2 separate regions of the Homo sapiens genome follow, and region 2 is linked to region 1. A link is a contact called in ENCODE Hi-C or POLR2A ChIA-PET data. All regions are on one chromosome and are shown on one strand. The core of a region is the stretch at or near the end of the contact, and the rest is flanking DNA. Distances in the headings are between cores, read along the strand shown. Region 1 holds the start of CIZ1 (CDKN1A interacting zinc finger protein 1). Region 2 overlaps SLC25A25 (solute carrier family 25 member 25).

Region 1 (3,255 bases), core at 199-2,698:
ACACCTCTGCAATCAGACAGATCTGCATTCAAATTAGCAGCTTAGGGACTTTCACCTCCTGGAGCCTTAGTGTCCTCATGAGTGAACTAGGATGCCAAGAATAGCTCCCTCTCAGGGTGGCTGTGTGGAGTTGAGATTTAGAGCAATGCGCTGCTAGGGAGCTACCACTAAAAGAGACTGAGAAGAGGCCTGGGGCCATCCATACCTTGCAACTGCTGTAAAAGCAAAGCTCTCTGCAGCATGGAGCCGTTGAGGAGGGAGGCTGAGTTGGTGCCCTGGAGATTCAGAAGCGGCTGCTGTGGCTGCTGCGGGGGGAGCCCCCTGTGTGTTGGGAGGGGGTGTCAGAGGGTTATTTGGAAAGTCAGACCTTCCTTCTTCCCCAAGGCTTCTCACCTCCATTCTCTGCCCCACTCTGTGGTAGACAGAGGACCCCTTGGGGCTGGAATTGGTGATCTCCAGGACTCAAACGGGGATGGCACTGGGAAAAAGGATGGGGATCGGGAGCTCCGAGACATGGGTCTGAGTAGCAAGGCTGAAGCCATCGCGCCCGAGAGGGGAACTCACCGGCTGACAGCCATGGGCAACGGGGCCTGTGGTGGGGACTGCTGGAGCAGCTGCTGGAGCTGCAGTAACTGCTGCTGCTGCAATTGCTGCTGCTGGAGCTGCTGCTGCTGTAACTGCTGGAGCTGCTGCTGCTGTTGCTGGAGCTGCTGCTGCTGCTGCTGGCTGAACATGGTGGCTAGGGGCAGAAAGCAGAGTGAGGCAAGGGGTCCCCACCATAAGTCAGGCCTGCTCCCCTCCCATCCACCGCCACTCCCCGCAGCCACAGCCCGCAGAGACTGCTGAGGAGCTTCACAGCTGCATTCCCAGTCCTGCCAAGAGCCTGCCACACTCGCTTGGCCCATCCTTCCAAGTTACCTCCAGTCCTGCTAGGGGCAAGATTCAACCACCCTCCTGCCAATGCCCCCCAGACACTGCCAACAGCCCCTCCTTCAAGTCCCTCCATCTCTCCATTTCTGGCGGCTCCATCCTCCCACCCTCAGCCTCAGCCTCTCTCTGCGCCCATCACTTCCTCACTCACAGCCCCTTTTCAATACCGCAACCCTCTCTGGGCCCCCGGGTGTCAATAACATCGGCACCCGTCCAACCCGGTCACCGTGGTCCTGAGCTCCGTGGGACGGCTTCTCTCCACCACCGCCACCTCCTCGCGCCCCACTCCGCCCGCTCCCACCCCGCCAGCCGCCTCCTCCGCAGACACAGCCAGCTCGCAGGCGGAGCCCCACGACCCAGCCGCCCCCGGCCCCGCACCTCGCCTCCCCGCGCGCCCTCAACGCTCAAGTCGCCCCCACGGATGGGCCGGCCCCGCAGCCCCCACGCCTCGGCCGGGCGGCTCCGGCCCGCGGGCTCCCGGCCTCCCCGCTGCTACTCCGGGGCCTGTGGGCTCGTAAGGCCCAAATGCGGGCGGGGCCGGCCGGGGCAGCGCCCTCTGGGGGACGGGAGGTCCAGGCGCCTCCGGCCGCGCCACCCGAGCCCGCCCAGTGCACAAGTCACGCTGGGGGGCGGCTGCGGGGCGCTAGCAGGTGCGAGGGGGTCCTGGGCGGCTCATACCCTCTGTCCCGCGTCCTCCGCATCGCGAAGGGGAGGCTCGGAGACCAAGGTCCGTCTGCCGCCCGGAAGGGTCAGCCATCCCGCGGGGCATCGAGGGGGACTTCCTTCCTGTTCCCAACCCACCTCCCTGCGGCCGCCGCGGTCCTGCGATCCTGGGGCCCCGCGCGGGGCTGCGGTGAGAGGGGGCGCGCAGTTGGCGGATGTACATTCATTCGAGGGACCCAGGCCAGGCGAGAGGGCGGCCAAGGTCTTACAGTCCGTCAGGAGTTTGCCCACGGAGGGGTGGAGGGAGAGTCCCCCTCCAAGTCTTTTCTCAGTAGATTTGGCTAAGGAAGGAGTAGGTGAGGAGGGTCGAGGCCAATTATCAAAAAATAGCCCTAGGGGCCGGGCGCTTCCGCCTGTAATCTCAGTACTCTGGGAGGCCGAGGCTGGAGGATCAAGACCAGCCTGGGCAAAATGGCGAAATCCCTCTCTACAAAAAATACAAACATTAGCCAGGGTGGTGGCGGGCGTCTGTAGTCCCAGCTACTCGGGAGGCTAAGGCAAGAGGATCACTTGAGCCCGGGAGGCACAGGCTGCAGTGAGCTGAGATCGCGCCACTGCACTCCAGCCTGAGCGACAGAGCAAGAGCTGTCAAAAAAAAAAAAGTAAAAATTTTAAAAAGAAAAGGAGAGGAAAACAGAGCCCTGCTCCCTTATCCTGCACCTAAAATGGTCCTGCCCCCAAGAACCCCCTTAACAACCGCTGTATCCCCCCATCCCCGCGCCGTAACAATCCTTGGCTACTAAGTAGTAATTCTTTTATTTATTTTTTATTTATTTATATTTTTGAGACGGAGTCTCACTCTGTCGCCCAGGCTGAAGTGCAGTGGCACGATCTGGGCTCACCGCAACCTCCGCCTCCTGGGTTCAAGTGGTCCTCCCGCCTCAGCTTCCAGAATACCTGGGACTACAGGCGCGGGCCACCACGCCCGGCTAATTTTTGTATTTTTAATAGAGACGGGGCTTCACCATGTTGGTCAGGCTAGTCTCGAACTCCTGACCTCAAGTGATTCGCCTGCCTTGGCCTCCCAAAGTGCTGGGATTACAGGGGTGAGCCACCTCTCCTGGACTAAGTAGCAATTCCGGCTCCCTTTTCTGTGGCTCCCTGCCTTGTGCGTGTCACAGCCTGGGCGACTCCTCGCCCTGCCTTCCGCGCCGACGTTGGGCGGGCAGGGCGCGCGGGGGCACTGGCGGCGCGCAGACCCGGGCAGGCGGAGCGCGTTGACGGAGGGCGCTCGGGCAGCAGAATTCGCGCGTCCATAAATCACTGCAGTCATGTGACGAGCGCCGCTCCAAAGCTCTGGACTGGCTCTGCGGCAGATGGGCGGCGGCTGAGGAGCCTAACTCAACCTGGACTAGTCGTGGAAGAGCTAGGACTTAGAGGCGCGAAAGTGACTCAGCGAGGCCGGAGCGCAGGGTGGCGTCCAGGGCCCCGGGGACGTCGGCGCCTATGGGTGAACAGGCAGCCTGGAGGGTGGGGACTTCGAATGCTGGGCTGAGAAGTAGGCTTTATCCTCTAAGGGTAGGGAGCACTGGAGAAGGGTGTGAACCTCATGAGTGACAGCATCAAATCTGCCAATTAGAAAACCCGCTCCCGTGAAAACCA
Region 2 (3,255 bases), core at 209-2,708, 97 kb before region 1:
GCACATTATAGATACCACAGAGATGTTAAGATGAATTGCTACATTTAAGAAATAAAAGCTCATTTTGCCTTTGCTACTAGGGACTTTTGATGTAATAACATTTGCAGTCATGTGGGCACTGGGGAGAAGTCTTCGTCTTTGATGGGTTCCTTCTGAGCAAAGCAGTGGGTCTCTCAGAGACTGTTATGCCTGAGATGTCTTTGCTTAATATTCAAAGAGAGGGTGTCACTTTGTACCTTTTGATTGTTTTAGACAAGATTGGAATGGCTGTGGCACTAGCTTTGTGAGGAACTTTTATCTATAGACCTGCTTGCCTTATTACTACCTCGAATGGCCGGCTCCTTTTAAAATCACCTATTTTTGTCTTTAGCAGTTAACTGCTCTATTTTTCAGCATCATACAGTACCCCCTTGCCAGCTCTCCCCCCAGGGACTGCCTAGGATAGGACTGTCTGTTCTGAACAGCTTAGTTCCTGGCCTGCAGAATCAAGAGACCCACACCTTTTACTGGCTGATCCCCAAAAGAGAGACAGTTCAGCTGGCTGCAAACTGGGGGAGCCCCAAGTGGGATATGGGGCAGCTGGTTGGGCTTGAAGCCAGAGAGAAAGCAAATCTGAGAAGCATAGACTCTCAAAGCAGATAGACCAAGAACTGGAGTAACAGGAACATGGATGCAGCCCGCATCCTTTTCCAGAACAGTGCTCTGAAGGTGTTTGGGGTTTGTGATCACTGGCTGATTGGGGCTGGCCTCACCAAATCACAAAAAGGACCTCCAGAATGTTCTGGAAACATTTTTGAAAAGTTCACTTTAGGCCAGGCGCAGTGGCTCATGCCTGTAATCCCAGCACTTTGGGAGTCTGAGGTGGACAGATCACGAGGTCAGGAGTTTGAGACCAGCCTGGCCAATATGGTGAAACCCCGTCTCTACTAAAAATACAAAAATTAGCTGGGCGTGGTGGTGCGTGCCTGTACTCCCAGCTACTCAGGAGGCTGAGACAGGAGAATCGCTTGAATCCAGGAGGCGGAGGTTGCAGTGAGCCAAGATTGTGCCGCTGTACTCCAGCCTGGGTGACAGAGCAAGACTCTGTTTAAAAGAAAAAAAGAAAAGTTCACTTTGGTTCTCGGGCTTCTCAGTGTCCCAGAAGCACTACTTTGTTTTGCTCTCACTTCCCCTGTTTAAATATGTCTGCTAGTGAGTCAGGTTCCTGCAAGCTTTTATTCTAGGAACTGTTCCAGTTTTTCCCTTTATCTTTGTCTTACAGTTAATCTTCAGTTGGAGAAGAAAGCCATTACTCTGGAGTGGGAGGTGCCCTCAGCGGCATTCAAGCTTTCAAATCCTGAGGGGCTGTCTTCTCGGAAGCACAGAGAATTTTGCTTATTGTGTGTGTAACTGCCAAGTGTAGGCAGGTTTCATTGGAAACTGGCTACACTAGGCTGTCATGGCAACCTGATCATCAAATGACACTGTGGCCACAGCCGCCAATGAGGTTTGAGAGCCTTAAGGGTGGGTGGGGCTTGAGCGGCTGGATGCTGGCAAAGCTTCCTCATATTAATATTTCTGGCTCAGCCTGAGTCATTGCAGAGGAGGGGAGAGGAACTTTCTGACCTAATGCTACACTCCCAGAGGCACTGTACCTGCCCTGTTCTTATTCATGGTATTCCGGCCTTTACCTGAAGCACCTGCTTTCTTCTGGCATGTAACATAGTGGTAGAACAAGGAAAGCTTTTGGTGGCATTGGCAGATTTGCTGTGAGAAGATGCTCAGGAGAGGAACTGCTACTTTATAGATTAATTGCAATCTGATGCCACTGAATCCTAAGGGACCTAGTGTTGCTGTCACTGTTTCCGAATACTAGTCATAGGAATGGACATCGGAGGAGCTGAAACAGATGAGGGTCTGTGCCACAAAGTCAGAATAATAAAGAGCAGCGAGGCATCGCACACAATGCGCGTTGTGCCCAGATCTTGGAGTGTCAAGAAGGCCGGTGTGAAGCATCAGGGCTGAAACCCGAGGCCTGCTTTAGTTCCTCCATAATCTAGTTCTCACAGAGGCATTCAGAAGCTGTGACACAAACACCGTTTTTGGTTGTATTTAGCTAGGGCTCAACTTGCTCAAGTTACACCTTTCCCACACACCTGCCGCCTTCCAGTATGAGGTATCACCTACTGTCTGGCTTACCGGCATCCTTTGGGAACTGAATACTAAAATCTGTTTTGGGTGCTGTTTGAAGTGGATGTTGTAACAAGAACCCTGGGTGCAAGGCCCTGCCCTGCCCTTGACAGGCTTTGGGAATTGGGCAAATCAGGTCGCCTCTCCCAGGCCTGTTTGCTCAACTCGGAGATTAAGGGATGATCCCAGAGCCCCTCTGGGCCCCCACAGTCTGCAGTTCCAGGAATACAGCAGTTGTCCTGGACACTAGCACCTAGAGATGGGCTTATTTGGGTAGAACTCTCCATTTTTATATGAACATGGAGTCTTGAGTTACCTGTGAAACTCAGTAGGATGGATGATTTAAAAAACCAAATGCCAATTGAAGTTTATCCAATGAAGACATTCCATGAGACTCAGTCACAGCAGCAAATAAGTTAGAACCCTTTTAAAAATTAGCTGGGTGTGCTCGTGGGCACCTGTAGTCCCAGCTACTCGGGAGGCTGAGGCAGGAGAATCGCTTGAACCCAGGAGGTGGAGGTTGTAGTGAGCCAAGATCGCGCCACTGCACTCCAGCCTGGGCGACAGAGCAAGACTCCATCTTAGGAAAGACAAAGAAAAAAGAAGAAGAATACAGGTTTCACTTTTATTTAGTATCATTTTCAAATCTCAGATTTCTTTTGTTAAATACATTATAAAACTCAATGGTACAGTAATATGTGCCATAATTATTTTTAAAATATACTTTAATAGAAAGTGAAATCTCCAATTGAACTTATTCAGTCAAAATATTTGCTTTTTTATATTAGAATGACTGCAGTCATCACTAAAATGAGATATTCAACAGATCTGTATAATTTAGTTTCAGAAGCAAACAATAATTTAACAAAGGAAGACCAGCATTTTTTTTAATAGGGCAACATCTCATTTTATAAAGTAGAGTGAGCATTCCTAAAGACCAGCATTTTAGGGTTCAGCTTTTATTTATAAATGTGAACCTCCTTTAAAATAAAATAATAGAGGCTAGGCGCAGTGGCTCATACCTGTAATCCTAGCACTTTGGGAGGCCAAGGCAGGCAGATCACTTGAGGCCAGGAGTTGGAGACC

What was found. Hi-C counts contacts between places; a loop is a spot of excess contacts on that map. ChIA-PET counts read pairs that join two places held with the same protein, here RNA polymerase II (POLR2A). Pooled maps may share reads with other maps.
Region 2: a loop to region 1 is called in a pooled map, with 2.8 times the contacts of the local background. The contact joins the enhancer-like site here to the promoter of CIZ1 in region 1. A Hi-C loop is called at or near these places in 4 of 50 pooled maps. POLR2A ChIA-PET finds 5 or more read pairs at or near these places in 6 of 52 experiments (BJ, H1, PC-3 and 3 more).

What each region holds. Positions count from the first base shown.
Region 1 is chr9:128,190,124-128,193,378 of GRCh38, forward strand. It overlaps CIZ1 (CDKN1A interacting zinc finger protein 1), which reads right to left and starts at 1,449. Exons shown (of 17, transcript NM_001131016.2): 1 at 1,309-1,449; 2 at 565-739; 3 at 206-321. The coding sequence starts at 734. RefSeq lists silencers at 1,205-1,644, 1,432-1,599 and enhancers at 2,487-3,002, 3,003-3,255.
Region 2 is chr9:128,093,058-128,096,312 of GRCh38, forward strand. The region is part of intron 1 of SLC25A25 (solute carrier family 25 member 25); the gene reads left to right. Among named protein-coding and RNA genes, the nearest start is that of SLC25A25-AS1, 24 kb to the right of the region's middle. Within about 2 kb of position 1,459, at least 37 of the 41 ENCODE cell types and tissues checked have a DNase peak (open chromatin) inside an H3K27ac peak, as active enhancers do; they include PC-3, where a contact is called at or near this core.